Regions from separate parts of the Homo sapiens genome. Here region 2 is linked to region 1. Evidence: read pairs that join two places in POLR2A ChIA-PET (ENCODE). Cell type or tissue: PC-9. All regions are shown on one strand.

Region 1 (5,000 bases):
GGTCATTCATTCATTCCTTCAGGTGACTACATTCATTTATTCACTAGTGGTGACCTCCACAGGGAAGGGATGGAAACAAGAAGGAAAAGGAACCAAGGCCTAGAAGCATTGACTTTTATGTCTGGTTCTTTGTAAGCTTTTCAACACTTACTTCCAAAAATCCAGGGAACTCCTTTTCCATGAGTACTCTCAGGTCCTCCTTTGTTAAGTAGCCTTTATCCCCAGCGAATTTGTGAAATGTAAACATCATGGTTTCCATGGCGTGTTCCATTTGAGATGGCATTTTGGTGTGGTCCGTTGAAGCCTATTAAAGGATGTAAAGTAACAGGGTCTACATTAACTTTTTTTGGCAGACTTTATGCATGAATTTATTTTTTTTAAATTGAAAGATAAAATTGTATGTATTTAATGTGTACAACATGATGTTTTCAGGTATATATACATTGTGGGATGACTGAATCTAGCTAATTAACATATGCATTACCTCCCATAGTTAGCACTTCTGTGGTGAGAACACTTAGCCACTCTTAACTATTTGTCAAGAATACAATACATTGTAATTAACTATAGTCACGTTGTTGTACAGTAGATCTCTTAAACTTATTCCTCCTAACTGAAATTTTCAATCTTTTGACCAATAGCTCCTCAACATCACTCAAATGCAATCACCCCAGCCCATTCTATTCTTTAGTTCTATGAAATTCAGTGTTTAAGATTCCACATGAGTGAGATCATCTGGTAATTGTCTTTCTGTGCTTGGCTTATTTCACTAAGCGTAACGTCCTCCAGGTTCATCTTTGTAGATTTACATTAACTTTTAAGCCATATGTATTGCCAGCCTTTTTAGGATAATTGGAAAGATGGAGATTAGATCATCCATCTGATCTTCTCCAGCTTTAAAATTCAGTGAATGAATCTAAGAACCAGTCCACCCCAGTTTGGGTCCCTTGTTGGTAGAAATAGACACCTCAGATACTGGTGCTGTAAATAAAGGGGTTTAGCTAACTCCAGCTAATTTGCATGAATAATCTAATGAAGAATAGAAACTAATAATTTAGAAAAGCAACATCAGTGTTCCTCTTTTTTTTTTTTTTTTTTTTTTTTTTGAGACGGAGCTTTGCTCTTGTTGCCCAGGCTGGAGTGCAGTGTTGTGATCTTGGCTCACTGCAACCTCCGCCTCCCAGGTAGCTGGGATTACAGGCGTCCGCCACCATGTCCGGCTAATTTTTTGTATTTTTAGTAGAGGCGGAGTTTTGCCATGTTGAGCAGGCTGGTCTCAAACTCCTGACTTCAGGTGATCCGCCCACCTCGGCCTCCCAAAGTGCTGGGATTACAGGCCACTGCGCCCGGCCCAGTGTTCCTCTTTTTAACTGACAAAGCACCTACTGAAAGAACAGATAGTTCATAATTTCTCTTGGCACTAGTAAATGGGATTCTTAGATATGGCTGATACTAACAATCCACACAGTCAAGTCTGGTAAATACGAAAACTTCACCCTTCTAAGCTTAAAGTGGTAACTTGGTTCAGTGTGATTCTAGGGTTTAGAAATCTGCTTACAAATGAATTTATCTGCTGGGTATATATGTATTCTTTTTTTTTTTTTTTTTTTGAGACGGAGTCTTGCTCTGTTGCCCAGGCTGGAGTGCAGTGGCGCCATCTCGGCTCGCTGCAAGCTCCGCTTCCTGGATTCACGGCATTCTCCTGCCTCAGCCTCCCGAGTAGCTGGGACTACAGGTGCCCGCCACCGCGCCCGACTAATTTTTTTGTATTTTTAGTAGAGATGGGGTTTCACCGTGGTCTCGATCTCCTGACCTCGTGATCCGCCCACCTCGGCCTCCCAAAGTGCTGGGATTACAGGCGTGAGCCACTATGCCCGGCCTATATGTATTCTTTACTAAAGCTCTGAACTTGTTATTTACTGCAATAAAGACAGTTGCATCTCTGGCAGTAAAATACAGTTGCTCTACCCAAACAGAAAACTACTCAAAGTCCATTGTCTAGTTCACTTGAGAAGCAACAAGTAATACTATAACCTAACTCATTTGAGGGCCTCCTATGTTTTTAGTGACATTAGACAGATGAGCTGCTCTCACAGTCTGGGGTACAGTGGGAAAGCAAGAGCTTTCATCATGAAGCGTTTATAAGAAAGGAAAGGAAACATGTCAGATCATTACATTTGGGTATAATGAACTAGGGGTATATGTCTCACAAGACCCAGTACGTGGTACTTAATAGAACCTCAGTGAATTTTGGCTTAATTGGAAGGAATCATTTGGCGAGAACAGATAAGCTTTGGCTAATATCACCTAAAATCACTACTGGATAGGAAACAGGTGAACGTGAATGGAGACTGTAATATAGCACTAAAAAATAAAAATAAATAATCACAAGAATAGGCTTTGAGCTTAGATTGAAGGGCTGGCAAATTCCTCTGCTGAAGAGCTCTAATGGGAACCTGAGACATGCTTTGGTCTGGTTCCTATCTCTGAGAGATGCCTGTTCAACACTGATTCTCAAATGCTATCTTTTACAGAGGAGAAGGTGGAGTGGGTAAACATGAGGATTGAGCAATTAACACTTAAGAATTGTAAATTCTACCCCTTAATCTCCAGAAAAGTATGGGAACCAGCAGGCCAAAGAATGCTATAAATCAGAATCTGGCATGAGTCATCTGAAAGGCAGTTAGTTATCTTGGAGAGAGCTGCAAATTAATGCTTCAAGGTCTGCTGTGAGATGAATTCCAGGGGAACCACACCCTTTTCCTTCTCTTCTGACACAGCTCAGATCTGGCTCATCCCCCATCCCTCATATGGGTTTCAGATGGCAGTGGGCTTACAGAGAGTCTGCCTTGCCTGGACTGGTACTCCAAGTCCAGCAATTTAAGAGAACTGAACTGGGCGAGTCACCTCTGGGAGAAGGACGTGGGATCCCACCCCAGTTCTTAAATAACTCAGGAAAGGAGTCAGACACCACAGAGGTTTAAAAATACCTGTGCTCAAGTTCAGAGCAGCAGAGCACTTCAGGATCAATTCCCAAAGATCCCAGAAATTGGAACTGGGTGGGGTACCTAGTTTACTTTTTTCAGATGACAGGACAGAAGGAAAGTGCAGAATTAAGAAAGGGAATGCAGCAGGGTAAGGACCTCTAAATTTTAAAAAGGCTAATTTTAGGAGGTTCTAAGAAATACAAGTTGTCAGCTGAGGAAATCCTGGCCACCCTTGAGTATCTTCTTCAGGAGAGCAAGGTGAGTCTACCTCACACTGTGTGAGTGCTTAGGTCTGAAGTCACTCAGTCGCATGCCTCTCTTGCCCACAGCCATTACGAAGTGACGGAGCTTCCTTCTCTGAAGTTACATCCTTCTCCCACTTGGTCTTCCCCTCCCCTCCTCCCCCAGCGGTTTTATTCAGTGGATGGATTGTGAATATTGCAGCCAGCTGACTCCCTGTGTGTCCAGTAGGCCTTCTGCAATAAGGATGCAGAGGAGGGAGTAGCCAGGAGGTGAAAATAGCATTGAAAATCAGTGGAGAAGCCCTTGTCTCCTCAGCAACCAGTACCCCAAAGGGCACTGACCAGGGCCACAGCAAGGAACTCTGTTTTGGGGAAGGAGTTGCACACTGGCTTTAAAATAAGACAAAGGAAAGGGGGAAATGTTGTGATTAAAACTCTGTTCTCTTGGCTAGAGGATGAATCATGTAACTCTTGTCTGAGTGCAGCCAATGGTTGCCCAACTGAGTCAGCCCTGCCTGGCCCTCCGTTCTTGGGTGGGGCTTGCCTGGGCAGGGCTGTCTGCAGCACTGCTAGCTGCCAAAACTGAAGTTCTTCAGGGACTTCAATCTGGCATTTCCACCCTCACGTAGCCACTCTGCAAGCTCTATTCCTGGACAGATGTGGGCTTCCTGCATCCTGGTTAGACACATTTTGACAGGAGGGCCTTGGGGCTGGGGCTGAGGGGCTGCAGTGTCCTCTCTATCCCCAATAACGTACTCTTGCACCTGAAACATTCAATTTCATTTAATTGTTTACTTGTCTGCCTGAGATTTAAGCTTCTCTTGATTAAGAACTACAAATTATTCTGCTTTTATTCATGGAGCACTATATAACTGTTATGTGCATAAATGAACCACACAATCCCTTGGGCAGTAGCTGAGGTGCAGGTGTGATTACCCAGGACTAGGCTGAAAGCCTTGTAGCTCAGAGCTCAGGAGGACGATGTGAGAGCTGGGAAGGGCCAGGAAAGGGGCCCCAAAAGTGTTCAACTATGAACGGAACAGTAGATAGAGTACACAGGAGTGCACATTCCATACGCAAAAGGAAAAATATGTGTCCTGCTAAACAGGTCTAGTCAGAATGACATGACTGTGCTCCTTCTCTTCTAACACTTGCTATTTTCTCGTGTTTCATTCATCCCATCTTCTACTTTTTGCTTTTCTAGTGCTGCTATCTCACTGCTGAGCTCCACAGGATAATAACAGCCTTGCTGTCCACTCACCTTTTATTGAAGTATTCTAATCTGATGCCTATACATGCCCTCTACATGTTTGTCTGAGCAACAGGTCTTAAGAAGGGAGGCGGAGACATCTTTCTCTGCATAGTTTTCTCTATGGAAAACAATTCTGGACTCCACAAATTTAGTTACCTTAGGAGGAATTCAATTTTCCATTTTTGGTTCTCCCTCCCTGAGCACCTACTTTGAATGTCCCAGACATGGTGTTAGGCATGAGGGTGTTCACACACACATACACACATGCACACACACACAAAGCTCTCCATGGTGCTTGCCTTTGAGGAGTTCACCAGCTAATGGAATACTATTAAAGCATTTGGCCTGAATTCTAGTTATTTGTGTTTCTGTTTCTTTCCTCACTAGGTTGCAGGTTTTTTGAGCAGGGTCCCAATAGCCAGTGCCCCAGCCCTCATAGAGCCTGCTCGATGAATTGTTAAGAAATTGATAATGATGTATTTTGGTTGTCCTGCGAGTAGCAGACAAGCAGGAGTCCTC
Region 2 (5,000 bases), 680 kb before region 1:
GCTGTGAGTTTGGCTCCTTGTGCTGGGCAATTCAGTCATCCTCAGAAAGAGCAAAGTTGGTCTTGGAATTAAGGTGCAGGTGGGGAAAAAGAGGGACTCAGCTAGACACGAAGAAAGGCTCTCTTCCCAGTCTAAGCCCTTCTACCGTAAGGGGCATTTTATCAAGACAGCCACCCAACTCCCCATCCCATCTCCCCTCCTTTGTAGAAACAGCATTTGACTCACCAAGCCTTTCTCTCCCTTTCCGTGTGTCTTGCTTAGTTTCTGGATTGAGAGAATTTCTATCCTTGCTCCCTCGAACTCTAAAAGAGCTTCTTTTGAAAACTGGGGAGTATCAGGCCTACCTCTACATGTGCAACAGTGCCAGGATTCAAAGGAAAAGCTCATTCCAGCCTCTGCCTCTTGGGAGATGGTTCAGAGTGCCACATAGGGACTGAAAGAGGGTGTCTGAATCCTTCAGGAATGCTTTAAGTGACATTGTTGAAAAGAGATAAAGAAAAGGAAAACAATGGAATTGGGTTTCTAAGGTCCCTGGAAATATCCTGGGGGTCTAATAGAGAAAGAAAATAAGAGGAAATTTGAAGACTCACTTCTTCCTTCATCTGAATCCACTCAGATGGCAACTGATCTCTGTCCCAAGGACCCTCTACCCCACCCAATTCATAATCATCTCAGATTAGAAAAGGCAGAATTCCTTCCCATTCTCAAATCAGCATTTGGGTTAGGGGCCCCTAAGTTACGTGAGCATGTTAGAAATGTGACCCCAGGCCTCAAGAGAGAGGCTCTGCCACATGAGAGGAGATAGGAATCATGACTGAAAGGGGATTAGCACAGAACAGAGAAAACTGATTTGATAGACAAATCAAATAGAAAATATAAAAAAAATCAGCCAAACTCCCAGAGGTCCTGCATTTCCTCTCACGTCTTTGCCCAGCAACAAGGTCCAAGACCCTGTGGGACCAAAGGGTCAGGGGTTAGTCCAGAGGGAACAAGAAAGGAGAGGGGATTAAGGAACATCCTGGGCAGTGAGCTGGGAAAAGGGAAGAACTCAGACCTGGAAAAAATGTGGTTGAAGTTAAAAAAGAAAACCAGTTGTGGAGAGGCAAAACTTTCCTTCAGGCCAAGTCCTATTTGTTTTTGGAGTCAGCTCACCAGCACAGGGCCTAGCATTTAGAAGATTATGAATAAATATTTGATAATCTGACGGCAGAAGCCATGGGGAAAGGGTTCTGGGTGGGAGAAACAGGATCCTGGGGGTTTCTGCCAGGCAGTTTTTGGCTCTAATCCAGGAGTGAATTCTACCTCTCTCCCAGCTGTTTGCTCCAGACACTCAGGAGCTGGGGGCTGAGCAGCACTGTACTCCAGCTGTCTCTGAGAGAAGGATCAGCTGAGCTCATCTCAGCCTGGGCTCAGGATTTCCACCGCAAAGGTCAGGGGAACTCCAGCAGATCTGGGAGGTCTGGGAGGGAGGAGCTGATCTCCCAGTAAGAAAAGGGGCATTTTAACTCCAGCCTTGGCCTGGGGGCTCAGAAGACCTGGGGACGGAGAGGAAATGCGGCCACTGGGGGAGCCTGCCACCCCGTCCCAGCCTGGCCCCACTTACGGAACTGAATGAATTATCAATACTCTCGGTGCTGGAGGAGAGCTCCTGGGAAAGGGCCAGAGGGCAAAGGGAGAAGGAGGGGGTGGGAAGGGAGGGGAGAGAGACAAAGGTAAAGAATTTAGCTCCAACTTGGATCGTAACTGCTTCTCTAGTGAAGTTCTACCTTTCTGCTTTAATAAAAGAAAGTCAACTCAGAAATGCTACTTGCCCAGATGCTTGACCACTTGTAGGAGATGCTGGAAGGGCAGCTCAGACTTTAAGGTCAGAAGGACTGAAGAGACAAAGCAGCCTCTGCTTTTCACTTTATTCACTTCTATTCTCAACTGAATGGATCTTCCTTCTAGGCCAAAGCTCTAAAGCTGGGTCCCTAGGGCAGTAACTGCACTGCCAAGCTTCCCTGCTCTTTTTTTTTACCCACTCACATGCTCTCAACCAAATCCTTCTCCATGGGGACCACCACAGGACTGAACTTAATAAGCTGCATGGCTCCCATACTGGAAACCCCATGTTCCTCCAGCTTTTTGGAAACCTCAGGGAGGAAGAAAAGCTAAACTTTCAGTGGCAGGTATACCTCTTCTCTAATTAGCCTCATTATCACCCTGGGAAGCTGAATCCCAACCTTGAACCTCTGTGACAAAGAGCATCCTAGACCAATAAGCCCAAAATCTCTGGGCTGGATGCTGATGGGAGTGAAGGATAAATCAATCTCCTATCTACCAAACCTCCTTAGGCTTCCTATCAGGCTATCCACATGACAATCAATATACTACAATTTTTGATATAAGTTGGGGAGTTAGCTATATCCATCTAGAAAGCTGACTAGCTGGATAGCAGCTGTCCTAGTCCCAGCCCAGAGGATTTATCTAAACATCACCCCATTGCTGTGTCATATGTGTCCGTGTGCAAAAACAGGGGAAAGAGATGGTGTCAAACTCTCACTCAGCAGCTCTGAGGCAACACTCATGCACAGGGCTCATCCTGGGTTCTGTCCAACATGGTCTACCAGGGCAGGGAACAGAGCAGCACGTGTGCACAAATCTAGGTTGTGGGGGACGTTGAGGTCGGGGTGGGGGAGGTTAGACTTAAAAGACAAAGTCCTAAGAGCTCCCAGGGCAGGAGGGCAGTGGTGAGTTTCTACTCTGAAATCTGCTGAGTAGATTCAAGCATCCACTTGAACTCAATTCCATGGTTTCAGTTCTATTCTAGCTGGAGGTCCTATAGTCAGGTCCTTCCTTGAAGAATCTGGGGACTGGAGCACTTTGAGGGAGAAGCCACATTTGGAAACATGCCCCTAAGGCAACAACTCTTCCATTTTGGGTAGAAGGTGGTGGGAGAATTAAGGCAGTGAGGATGTCAGAGTCTATTATGAATTAGTGGTTCTATTTCTACCTATGAGCTGGTTGGAGAAGGAACAGCAGGCAAGATATTGGCTCCCTGAGCAACGCTCCAGCTGATTCTGTCACAGACAGGTCCTGTCTGACTCATTGACAGCCCTGGGGGAAGGGAGGTATATCATGACCTGCTCCTCTCCTACTCCCTGGGCTTGAGTCACTCACACTGAGTCAGCTCCGGGGAGTAAAGATGAAGCAAGAAGCTGACATCACACCATATCAAGCTAGAAGGCCTACTGGGGCTTCCAGTGTGACATGCGGCAGATTTCTCTGTACAAAGGTTGCAGTCCTGAAAAGACAAAGCTAATCTACTAACAGTGTCATCATATCGGGGAGGGTGTGATACCTAAATCACTCTCTCCTTTTAGCTCCCCCATTCTATACCAAAATATTTGCCATTTGGTTACAAATGGGAGGACAAACTGCCTGGGCAGAGTTCCCCGACTAGGCTGATAAAATGGCTTTGAAGCGGCAGGCTTTGAGGAGCAGTGGTGGAAAATGTGAAAAATCAGCACAAAGCCTTCTGACTGTGGGAGAGAGTGTAAAGGATTCCTCATAGTAAGAAAGAGAACACTGTGAGAGCTGAGCAGAGAACAACTCTGCAGGGAGACCATGGGCAGGAAGAGAACTGTACATGCTGCCCCTGAGCCTCTTCTTTGAGGCCCGACCTCATCCTTGGGAGCCCCTCTACTGGTGGTAGGAGCATAGTATTAAACTCAGAACCTAAAAGAAAAGCAAGAGACTGGGAGCAGAGTGTTAGGGTCTACCTAGAGATTCTCCTAGAGTATCTCTGCTTAGGTCTTAGATAATTATGTGCCTCATTTTAGTAAGCTGTATACTTCCTGCTTATGGCAGAAAACAACTTTTTCAAGAGAGTCACAAACTAAACAGTTCCATAGATACTGGGGTTTTCATTATTACTTCACATGTTCCTAGAGGGAAGGATAACATTTTATCCCCCGTCCTCCACAGCACAGCTCACGGCTTTGGACATTGTACAAAGTCAATAACTACATGTTGAGTGAATGAATGTTACATGAAAGGGAAGAAGGATGAGTAAAAGGAAAACCAATTCCTTTGGTATTTAGGGGACAAAAGCCTTGACAGACGCATCCTCAAAATGCCAAAGGGGCTGGGTCTAGTCACTCATGCCTGTAATCCCAGTGACTTGGGAGGCTGAGGCGAGAGGATGACTTGAAGCCAGGAGTTTGAGACTAGCTTGGGCAATAGAGCACGACCTCATCTTTACAAAAAAATTTTTTAAAAATTAGCCAGGTGTGGTGGTACATAGCTGTAGCCCCAGGTACTTGGGAGGCTAAGATGGGAGGATTGCTTGAGCCCAGGAGTTAAAGGCTACAGTGAGCTATGACTGTGCCACTGCACGCCAGCCTGGGCAACAGAGCAAGACCCTGTTGCAAGAAAAAGGGCGGACGGACAGACAGACGGGTGGGCGGAAGGAAGGAAGGAAGGAAGGAAGGAAGGACGGATGGAAGGAAAAGGGCTGGGAGAGACCCCTGTGCTGACGACTCTAATGCTTAGAAACCTAGTGATATTCATGTTTCTGTCTCTTTCTTGCTCTCCCATTTTCTGTGGAGCCATAATGAATTCAGGTATTTCATTCTGTCAGTATCAGATAACGCAGGAGTGCCTGGGAACATAGTATCTCCTTCCTCTCCTGGATCTAGTGACCCAAGATAAGGAGTCAGGTTGGAAGAACGGCAGCTACAGAACCCACCCTAAATGATGTAAGTATTCACCTAATACCTGCCTCTCAGTGCCATCCATAATCTTATCCTGGAGTGGGAGTTAGATGTAAGGAAAGAGGGACCAAGGATCAGCAGAGTAAGAAAAGCCCTGAGGCCTCAGCTTTTCTGGTCCTAAGATGAGCACTACAAAATGGATAAAGAGAAAAGCCAAGCCTGACAAGAGGCACCAAGGAATTCACTTCCAGCTGCTCACCCTCTGCTACAGGTTTGACTCCAAGATGAGACAGCTATCCAACCCTT

Evidence for each region. Peaks named below come from ENCODE experiments on the same cell type or tissue, not always from the same donor. Only the 100,000 strongest peaks of a DNase experiment are listed, where the experiment ranks them.
Region 2: POLR2A ChIA-PET joins it to region 1 with 6 read pairs; 3 of 35 experiments call an interaction of 5 or more read pairs at or near these places.

The regions. Positions count from the first base shown.
Region 1 is chr1:151,985,948-151,990,947 of GRCh38, forward strand. S100A10 (S100 calcium binding protein A10) reads right to left here. Exons shown (of 3, transcript NM_002966.3): 2 at 152-304. The coding sequence starts at 283. Among named protein-coding and RNA genes, the nearest start is that of S100A10, 5.4 kb to the right of the region's middle. In PC-9, a CTCF peak has its summit at 4,372; DNase peaks (open chromatin) are centred at 2,684, 3,364, 3,754 and 4,324; H3K4me3 peaks cover 2,958 bases; H3K27ac peaks cover 5,000 bases.
Region 2 is chr1:151,308,608-151,313,607 of GRCh38, forward strand. PI4KB (phosphatidylinositol 4-kinase beta) reads right to left here. Exons shown (of 12, transcript NM_001369623.2): 3 at 1,604-1,648. Among named protein-coding and RNA genes, the nearest start is that of PI4KB, 16 kb to the right of the region's middle. RefSeq lists an enhancer at 2,946-3,240. In PC-9, no CTCF peak of the experiment used is centred here; a DNase peak (open chromatin) is centred at 3,094; H3K27ac peaks cover 1,279 bases.